4 separate regions of the Mus musculus genome follow, and all the other regions are linked to region 1. The links are chromatin loops, found by intact Hi-C in ENCODE. Cell type or tissue: heart. All regions are shown on one strand.

Evidence for each region. Hi-C counts contacts between places; a loop is a spot of excess contacts. Peaks named below come from ENCODE experiments on the same cell type or tissue, not always from the same donor. Only the 100,000 strongest peaks of a DNase experiment are listed, where the experiment ranks them.
Region 2: it touches region 1 in a loop (2.0-fold over the local background); 3 of 42 quality-filtered maps call a loop at or near these places.
Region 3: a loop joins it to region 1, with 2.7 times the contacts of the local background. A loop is called at or near these places in 3 of 42 quality-filtered maps.
Region 4: it touches region 1 in a loop (2.5-fold over the local background); 3 of 42 quality-filtered maps call a loop at or near these places.

Annotation. Positions count from the first base shown.
Region 1 is chr16:85,963,566-85,966,065 of GRCm38, reverse strand. No RefSeq gene overlaps it. Among named protein-coding and RNA genes, the nearest start is that of Adamts5, 64 kb to the right of the region's middle. In heart, no CTCF peak of the experiment used is centred here; a DNase peak (open chromatin) is centred at 1,055; H3K27ac peaks cover 509 bases.
Region 2 is chr16:85,898,295-85,900,794 of GRCm38, reverse strand. It overlaps Adamts5 (a disintegrin-like and metallopeptidase (reprolysin type) with thrombospondin type 1 motif, 5 (aggrecanase-2)), which reads left to right. Exons shown (of 8, transcript NM_011782.2): 1 at 1-1,631. The coding sequence starts at 528. It overlaps Gm46558 (a long non-coding RNA gene), which reads right to left and starts at 995. Exons shown (of 3, transcript XR_001781962.2): 1 at 798-995. In heart, CTCF peaks have their summits at 533 and 1,341; DNase peaks (open chromatin) are centred at 764, 1,244 and 2,294; H3K4me3 peaks cover 1,673 bases; H3K27ac peaks cover 1,318 bases; H3K27me3 peaks cover 260 bases.
Region 3 is chr16:86,256,068-86,258,567 of GRCm38, reverse strand. The region is part of intron 3 of Gm32357 (a long non-coding RNA gene); the gene reads right to left. Among named protein-coding and RNA genes, the nearest start is that of Gm32357, 21 kb to the right of the region's middle. In heart, no CTCF peak of the experiment used is centred here; no DNase peak of the experiment used is centred here.
Region 4 is chr16:86,260,394-86,262,893 of GRCm38, reverse strand. The region is part of intron 3 of Gm32357 (a long non-coding RNA gene); the gene reads right to left. Among named protein-coding and RNA genes, the nearest start is that of Gm32357, 26 kb to the right of the region's middle. In heart, no CTCF peak of the experiment used is centred here; a DNase peak (open chromatin) is centred at 1,113.

The DNA.
Region 1 (2,500 bases):
CACATATATATACACATAGAATAAACAAAATAATAAATTATTAAATAGCATTATACTTTACATAAGATCCCCTCTCTCTTTCTCTCTCTCTCTCTCTCTCTTTCTCTCACTCTCTCTCCACACACACACACAGAGAGAGAGAGAGAGAGAGAGAGAGAGAGAGAGAGAGAGAGAGAGAGAGAGTCTTAAGACAGCCTGAAACTGTTCAACACATCTTCAATTTGTCGTGATTATGACTCTAGCATTGTCAATCACTTACAGTAGACTGGATTGCTTCCTGGTAAATTTCAGAACTTGAAGTTCTTATCTTATAGATGACTTTATTTGAAGGGTTTTTTTCAGGGTATATTTAATAAATATTAAATAACATGTAAGCATAATGTCCAGCAGGACGGCGACCTTACAAAAGCAGAAAACGAGATTAGTGCATGGTCACAAAACCACTGAAAGGTTGTATGAACCTACAGCATGGAGACAACATCTGCAAATTGGAAAGAGAAAACTTGCCAGAAACACAAATGGTAGAATCTTGATAGTGGAGCCAATCTGCAGAACCATCAAAGAATACAGCTCTCCCGTTGATAGCTTCCAAACGGACCAATAACCATCTGCCCAGAAAAGTCTACTGAAAGCTGCTAATATAAGAAATGTGAATAAGCATGAAGTTTGTGTTAATAGAAGTCAGGCTATGTTTTAAAAGCCAGCCATGCATGTTTGGGTAGCGACTTTCCACGTCGCCCCCTGACACATCTGGCTTTAACAGATTGCCAACATGACGTGCAGCAACAAACACAAAAACAACAACAACTCAACCAGATCCTTAACATCCTGATTATATCCAACGAAAACATGTGCCCTGTTCCAGAGCAATAAAAAGTGTTGTGCTGTTGTTCTTATTTCTAAATATATAACAGGTCTTGAAAAAAAAATATCTCATCCTTTCATCGGGAAAACCAAAAATATCTTTAAAGAGGAGACTCTTTGCAACTTGCTTCCTCCTCTTGTTAAACTCTAGGCTGATTTGTTCTTGGGGTTGGTGACAGGATGCCACCACACTAGGATTCTTTTCTGCTAGTGGAGCATTGTCCCAGCTGACACTGCCTGAGTAGTAATTATTTAAAGTTCTTTCCCCTTCCTCTACAGCTCTTAGTTGCAAGTATTTTCTCCCCAAACTGTTTCTCTTTTGTGTTGCCAGAAAAATCCAGGCTCTTTTTCAATGATTAGATTACCAGCCAGTGACTTTCCTTTGTTGAAAGGACAAGCTTTCTAACAAAGGAGGTGCCTTTCAGGGTAAAGTGCAATGCATCCATGCAGTGCAGAGGTTATAAGGCAGCAGTCTTCACACAGCAAAGCAACCATAAGGTACACTGACTGCAGCTTGGGATTTCTCTGCCTCTTTGTCTGTGTTTTTCTGCCTCTCTGCCTTCTGTAATGCAGAGAGCTGAACTTAGGGCCTTTCTGGCCAAACATTCCACTCCTGTGGGGTATCCACCAGAGAAGACTGCTCCTACACAACTTTAAGCCAATAGAAAGTCTTTATTAGGCAGCTGGTGACTACACTGCTCATTCAGTCTCCCTGAGCCTTTCTCTGAGTGAACTTTTTAAGCACAAAAATTGTATCCTGGGTTGACGTACTTCAGTTAACAAAAACAGTTAGCCAGAAATAGAAATAGAAAATCCAACATGGAAGGTTAGTACTTTTAGAGACCTTCCCAGAACCATGAACTTTGATGGACTTCTCCTTTGTTTTCATTTTGTCAGATGGTGCTATCTACACGCTAAGTTTTGTGGTTGGAATGGCAGTTCCTTCATGGAGCCAGTAGTGCTAAAGTCTGGGGGCTTGTTACACTACCACTGGGCTATTTCATCCCCAGTCTTCATCTTTACCAAGAGAGAAACACAGGAAGAGGCCCTCTATTCACTCTTCTCAAATAACATTCAGTGTATTAATAACAAAGGTTTTAGTTTAAATGTAAAAAAGGGGGGAGGGGGCTAAAGAGATGGCTCAGCAGCTAAAAGCTCTTGCTGCTATTCCAGCAGTAAACCCAGCTCCCAAGTAGGCACCTACAATCATTTGTAACTTCAGTTCCAGTGTGGCCAACATGTTATTCTAGTCTTCATAGGCACCGCACACATACAAACTATGCAAACACACATGCAAGCAAAACATAAATTAAGTTAAAAATAAGGGAAAAAAAAAACTAAAAAGATGTCTCTATAAATTGAAGAAAAGCCCTTGGACTCACTTCCATTGTAAAGGAATGAAGATAATGGTCTTGTTTATATATCACCATTCTTCTTTTCCTTGCTTTAAACTATGTCTCAAAATTGAAAAGTTCTGAATTTCTTCAATGCCTTTTCCCATAAATATATTGCAGAAAATTTCTCTTAGCATCAGGGGCACATGTTATTTATAAGACTTATCAAAACACTAGAAGAAAACCAAAGAGGACCTGTGAAAGTTTTGACAGTTCACTTCATCCCCATTCTAAGAACATTG
Region 2 (2,500 bases), 65 kb after region 1:
GCTTTGCAGCCCGCCAGCCCCGGGCTTCGAGGGGGCGGGAGCGGACGCGCACCAGTTGCGGGCCAGCGCGGTCGCCCTTCTTACTCTCTTAGCTCGTTTGTTTTGATCTGTTTGTGCAAAGATCTTGTCTGCGTTGGGCCTCTCTCCTTTTTTGTATTTGGTTGCTCTCCACCTCTTGGCTTTTACTCCCACCAACACCACCCTTTATTTAATTTTTTTTCTTTTATTTTATTTAAAATTTTTCTTCCTCCGTCTCTTGGACCTCCATTCCAAACATTTTCCAAACCAACAAAGAAAAAGTTCTCACAGTGGCACCGGTGCCAGGCCAGGCTGGCTCTCTGCTGCGGATTCCCCCTACCCTTTCCTGGACACTTGACTCAACCTTGCACGCCAGTGTGTAGAGTGTGCGGCTGTGGGTGGGTGGGTGGGAGGGCGAGCCCCCCACCCCCGCCCCTGAAACTTCTATAGCAAATAGCAAGCATCCAGCTAGACTCAGTCGCGCAGCCCCTCCCGGCGGGCAGCGCACTATGCGGCTCGAGTGGGCGCCCTTGTTGCTGCTACTGCTGCTGCTGAGCGCGTCCTGCCTGTCCCTGGCCGCTGACAGCCCCGCCGCGGCACCTGCCCAGGATAAAACCAGGCAGCCTCAGGCTGCAGCAGCGGCCGCCGAGCCGGACCAGCCGCAGGGGGAGGAAACACGGGAGCGAGGCCATTTACAACCCTTGGCCGGGCAGCGCAGGAGCGGCGGGCTGGTCCAGAATATAGACCAACTCTACTCTGGCGGTGGCAAAGTGGGCTACCTTGTCTACGCGGGCGGCCGGAGGTTCCTGCTGGACCTGGAGAGAGATGACACAGTGGGTGCTGCTGGTAGCATCGTTACTGCAGGAGGAGGGCTGAGCGCATCCTCTGGCCACCGGGGTCACTGTTTCTACAGAGGCACCGTGGACGGCAGCCCTCGATCCCTAGCTGTCTTTGACCTCTGCGGGGGTCTCGATGGCTTCTTTGCAGTCAAGCATGCGCGCTACACTCTAAAGCCACTCCTGCGTGGGTCCTGGGCAGAGTATGAACGAATTTATGGGGATGGATCTTCCCGCATCCTGCATGTCTACAACCGCGAGGGCTTTAGCTTCGAGGCCCTGCCGCCACGCGCCAGTTGCGAGACTCCTGCATCCCCATCTGGGCCCCAAGAGAGCCCCTCGGTGCACAGTAGATCTAGGAGACGCTCAGCGCTGGCCCCGCAGCTGCTGGACCACTCAGCTTTCTCGCCATCTGGGAACGCGGGACCTCAGACTTGGTGGAGGCGTAGGCGCCGTTCCATCTCCAGGGCCCGCCAGGTGGAGCTCCTCTTGGTGGCTGACTCGTCCATGGCCAGGATGTATGGGCGGGGCCTGCAGCATTACCTGCTGACCCTGGCCTCCATCGCCAACAGGCTGTACAGTCATGCAAGCATTGAGAACCACATCCGCCTGGCGGTGGTGAAGGTGGTGGTGCTGACGGACAAGGACACGAGTCTGGAGGTGAGCAAGAATGCGGCCACGACCCTCAAGAACTTTTGCAAATGGCAGCACCAACATAACCAGCTAGGGGATGATCACGAAGAGCACTACGATGCAGCCATCCTGTTCACCCGAGAGGTAGGTACAGAAGGTGGGTGCCCAGCCCTGGGATACAAAGACTGGTGGAAGGGCAGGTCTTGCTAGTGGCTCTGCTTCTCCCATAAAGGACTTGTCACTCAATAGAGATTTACTTAAATGCATCTTGCATGCAAACCACTCAGCCCCCACTTACACTCAGGTGTTTCGGTGAGCCTCTGCAGTAATCTCTGCTTTAAGTGAGGCGACTTTATGAGATCAACACTCGCTAAGGCTGGACGCCAGTCAGACAGGACACTGTGGTGTATGGCCGCGATAAGGAGGTGTACAGTTACATGGCAAAAGGAGGAAAGTAAGACTGTCGTCTGAAATTGCATGTTTTCTACTTCCCAGTGAAGACGAAAGTACTACTTTGTCCTACTTAATGGGAAGGACTTGAAAGTTGGCAGTTGCTTTTATCTGATTGATGGCCTCCCTTGTAAATGTCCTTAAACGAACTCTTCTGCAACACTGGTCTTTTCCAAAGGACTGCTTTTTCTAATGTGGCTTCCAAATGGGCTTCTGACATATCCACCTTGGAATCTGAGTTCCTGAGAAGGAAGGAATGTGGGAGGGTCAAGGGGATGCGGAAGCCCAATCAGCAGTGAGGACAACCCCCCACCCCACCCCCCACCCCAGGCCCTCTACCAGCACATCTGAAGCACCACCCTCCCGCCCAACTGCCAAACAAGGGTCAAATCCAGTTGGAAGGTTTGGGGTTTGGATGAATGTGTTTCTGAAGTTCTGGGCAGAGCTTCAGGATGTGGGGAAGAACGTTTTCCAAGGACTTCCCCACGTTAAGGGTGATGGTTACCGAGAAGGAAAAGAGATGGATCATTATGAGCCCAGACATTCTGGGAGCAACACATCTA
Region 3 (2,500 bases), 290 kb before region 1:
CATGGAAAAACGGGAATATAGTAAAAACATTGAGGAGACAAAGAGTCTGAAAACTTAATAACTGACTTTGAGATAGGGTAAGAAGCCATCATTGGAATTTAAATTTTACATTACTGTCATTTAGTTTAAATTTTTTCATTTAACTGTTTATGTTATAGTGTATATATGTGGTATGTGTACTATATGTGGGTGTCCACATTCCTGTACACATGTGCCAAGGAGATAGAAGAACACTGATTTTTTTTTTCTCAATTACCCTCTGTTGTATTCTTTTGAGACAGAGTCTCTTACTCAACCTGGAGGTTACATTTTCAGTTAGATTGGCTAACAATCCTCTTACCTCTATCTACTAAGAACTGACATTTCTGGGTTTTGTTCCCAGTCTCAGCACCCTTCTATAATGTGGGGACCTATGATCAGTTTCTCATGCTTGTACAATACGTACTTCTACCCAACAAGCCCTCGCCTTGAACACCTAAATCATATTTTCTAATGCTATCACATGCCTTACAGACAATATACTTTTTACTTATTTGTAATTTTTTATTAAAGTTTATTTCAAAATATATTTACAAGCATAAGAGGAACTATAAGCATGTTGGAATTATTTCAATAATCCTGGTAAGGTGTTGGCCATCTATTTCTAGGGTGATACCTGCTGCAACATTTAGGATTGAAAATCTGTGATATTTTTAATATAATTTAAAAGGGAAATGGTGGTGATTAGACATGTGGCTTCAAAAATAATTACACAGTATTTTATGCCCTTAGTACCTCTATGTACAGCAGGTTTTCACTAAAATAGGAAAGAATTTGGGTACAGGTGGCTTGATCATAGAAATGGAGTGTTATTTATATTATGTCACACCACTAAGGTTAAAATGTCAGACACATTGAACACATCCATAGAGCAGACAGATGCTGGAGTGTGTTAGAGTACATACATGAACTGGGGATCTTTAAGCCATGGAATGGTATATAAAGAATACATGAGAAACAAAAATGGACCAGTTATGTTTCCTGTGGCACTCCATCATTTTCAGCTTTGAGAAGGGATGGGAATATTATCCAGGAGTCTGCAAAAGAAAGCCTATGAGATCAGTAAAACGTCAGCAGACTGAAATTTCCTGAAAGTCAGATACAAATTATTTTCAAGAGGAAAGATGTGGACACTGCTAACAAACACTGTTGGGAAATGGATTGCAACAGGGAGCAGAAGTTCCTTTTGGCAAGATGGGAGTCTGGGAAAATGTTGACAATAGCATTTTCAGGGGATACAGTGCAGATGAAAATCCAAATGACACCTGAATCATAATTGCAGTCAAAAAATGCACATTTGAAGATTTTTGTTGTAGAGATAAGACTGAAGTGGGTGGAGAGAGATGAGGAAATTGGAATCTTTGAGTTTGTTGCTATTGTAATATGGTATTTACTTACATGTTTGTTTATGCTTATTATAAATATAGGGAACTTGCATTCTGTTTGAATCATATAACCTACAAAGGTTGATAGTAGAGAGAAACAGGATGTATTTATTGGAAAAAAAATGAAATAAATATCCTGACTGCTTCACAGAATTTGAGATGGTAGAAAACAAGTCAAGACAGAAGGTGACATGAGAGGGGACAGCAGAATTTTTTACATTAAAATTAAAATAATATTCATGGTGGAATAAAACTAAAAAGTTATTCAAAGTGGCAGCTGTATTTGCAAGCTCTTAACAAGAAAATAAAGACGTTTCAGCTGAGAAAATAACGAAGAGACAGAATGATAGGAAGAAGCTAGACAAGTAGAGCGGTTTACAGGTTCTCAGCCAGCGTAAATATTCTCATGTGTAATATGTCCCAGATGCGCAGCTTTATGTTGGTCTGTGAGTTACAGCTCTGGGTTTCATACAAACATGTCTTTTGTTATTAAGCCACAGAACTATCTGCAGCTTACTGTTAAGAATTGATTTAAATGGACTAAGTAGTTGCACACTATAGATTTCATTCTTGGAGGATTCCTAAGTTTTTCTCTCCTTATCAGATCTTCAGACAGGAACCCTGGTTAACCCCTCCCATGACAGTACAGCTAATTGTATGAGCAGGTATCTGCTTGTTAGACTTGTTGCTTCTTAGGCAGTATTTCTGACAGCATGACCAAATGTTGATTTACTTTATAGTATGAATATTAAAATTATAAGAGTGGGTGATAACACATAAGCCAACATCCCTTCCTGATTTTACTTTATATCATTTGACTTGTCTCCATTTTAAAAGTGAATATTTCCCTAATTATAAAAATATGACCATTAGGACAATCAATAGCCACCCAGCAGGCCTGTAGCCCTTAAACTGCTCGGCGATCTTACAATTTACTTTCCCTTTTAATCACACCAGTGAGAGTTTCTTGACCTTGAATCTATGAGAACTGGGTAAAATTTTGACCATGTAATGTCAGCGTGATGAATTTCTTTAAACCATTAAGTTCATTGGAAAAGGCTTATTTTGCATGAATT
Region 4 (2,500 bases), 300 kb before region 1:
CTTTGAATACAGTGGCAGCTAAACAAATATAAAGCAAGTGTGAATACATCATTAGAAGAGAGTTGACTTTGAGAGTCAGGATCTGTGACTAGGAGGTTTCAGAAATGGTGATCAAACCAAGTTTATCTCTATTTGCATGCATGCAAATCTATAATCAAAAGAAATATTTTATTTTCTGTAAAGTAAAACTTTTTGGCTATGTTTAGAATATACTTAAGATCTGGTTCAAATTTTTCAAAAATTCTGTTACTATGAAATATGAGATTCATACATTTTACATATGCATGCAATATGGTTAATGAGGGAAAGGATCTATGAATTAGAACAGGGGAATGGGTATATGAACATTTGGGGATGGTGGTAAGCAAAAGGAGAAATGTTAGTTATACTATAGTATAGTACTAAAAATTGCAAAGCACTGTGCTACCTTTAAAGTGAATCCCTTAAATTTAAATAGGATTTTTGAAAACAAAAAAATATGTTTCTCATGCTGTTTTTCTCAGCAAAATAAAAATTAATTAAATTTATATGTCTTAACTTGTTTTAAGACTCACTTGAAAATTATGTTATTTTAATTTTATTCTAAGATGACAATTATCAATAAACTATCTAAACTCATTCATTTATCAGGAAGCATTGGCTTAAATTCCCTTCATCCATAGTATTATACACATGATTGTCCATACTTATTTCTGTCCTTCTAGAAGAACTACAGCTTAATATGATTAAATTTATGGATTTCTATTGATTCCTTTTCAGTTTTCTGTCTCACCACTACAGCTATCTAGCCAGGAGATAGCTTCTTAGAAAGAAAAAAAAAGGGGGGGGGGTTCAAATAAGCTGCAAGCATCATAGAAAGAGGATAAAGGAACTATAGATATGGGGCATTTTATAGGCTTTCTAATTCACAAACTGTGAGCACTTTTTGGAATGCAGCCAACTGGAAGAGATATTGCTTGTAGGGGTCTAATCCCTGACATCTAGATCATGGATAAGCGCATAATTATAGGATCTTCCTCTTCCAGAAGAGGAAGGAAGCTGCTCATTCAGACGGGCGTCAGTAGTGCCGGAAACTGCTACTGAATAGAAACTCACCTTAAGTGGGAAGGAAAACGTACTGGTTGCTAAGCTACTGATAGGGTTTGCCCTTCCTCTGCAGCATGGGCAGCCACTAGGTCAAGGCACAAAAGATGACGCCAAAGCCGCCTTTCTTTTCTGGTTTAATGATTTCATAGGAAGTGGCTCAACTTTTCCTCCAAATTATCTGCTACCCCTTGCGATCCTCTGGCTTTCCCAGCTACGGTTGAAGGTTGTGGATGAAAGCACACTCCTGGTGTGAATGAATTATGGGATCTGAAGAGTTGCCACTTGCTAGAATAGTCAAACCAGTAATCATTAAATATGCATCCAAATATTACAGTTTCATAAACCAAGAGTTTAATTCTAGTCTTAAACATATCCTATAATAAAAGAAGTGTGGTACACCTTAAGTACTCTTGCCTATTCTGTGTGTCCTTGGATGTATTCCTAATGGTAAAGTATTGTGAAGATCTCTTCTCATTAGGGCTGGGGCATGGAGATAAGCAAACTCTGAAACGGATGAAGACAATCTAGAGGGACAAGAAGCCACTTCACCACTGTGGTAAAGTACAATGAATGTGGTATTCTTCGGTTGTTTCTGGCTTATTGAATTAAATTTTAATTCACTTAGTGCTCAATTAAAATGAACAGCTACTGTTGTCAGACTTGTAGATCTAATGACCTCTATTCAGCTCTATTTCATGTCGGACTTCTGGATGTCTGAGTTATAGTTCACTGATGATTACAAGATAAAAGAGATAATATCCAAGAGCACAGCCAAGAAAATGAAATGAGAAAACTTTATAAATTGAATTTTTATAACTTGATGCCTGTAGGCATTGGCTATGGGCTGGGACAACAGTGGAGCAGTGGTATGTATGTCACACTAATTACAGTGACCCAGTCTTGCACTACTTGGACAATGGCCCCCAGACAGATATTGGTGAACTGGACTTTAGACAAAAGACATTGTTTCGGTCTATGGTGGTGTTGTGTTATTCAGTGATCACTTGAGTTAGATTTTCCAACTGTATGCATGAGAACTATTCTGCAGTTTAAGTTATTTGTAGTTTGTTTCTTGCAGTATAACAGGTGTTATCTTGCACTATATTGATTACCAGAAGACAATTAGTTAAAACAAAAGATTTTTTTTGCCAAATTATGAAAATAGATGAAAAGGGCTGAACCTTGAATCACTGGAGTTATGGTGAGCCTGTTTTACTTTGTATATATAATCCAACTATTTCAATGAATCCATTTTTAAATAGGTTTAAGCCTCAAGTAGTCATAAGGCACAAAGGAGATTGATTTTTTTTTTCTTTCTCATTATCAAGTTTTGTGAAAATGTAAAGAATTGCTTTTCTATATACAAAATAGAAGACGAAATTGGTATACACACACAACACCACATGATTTATTG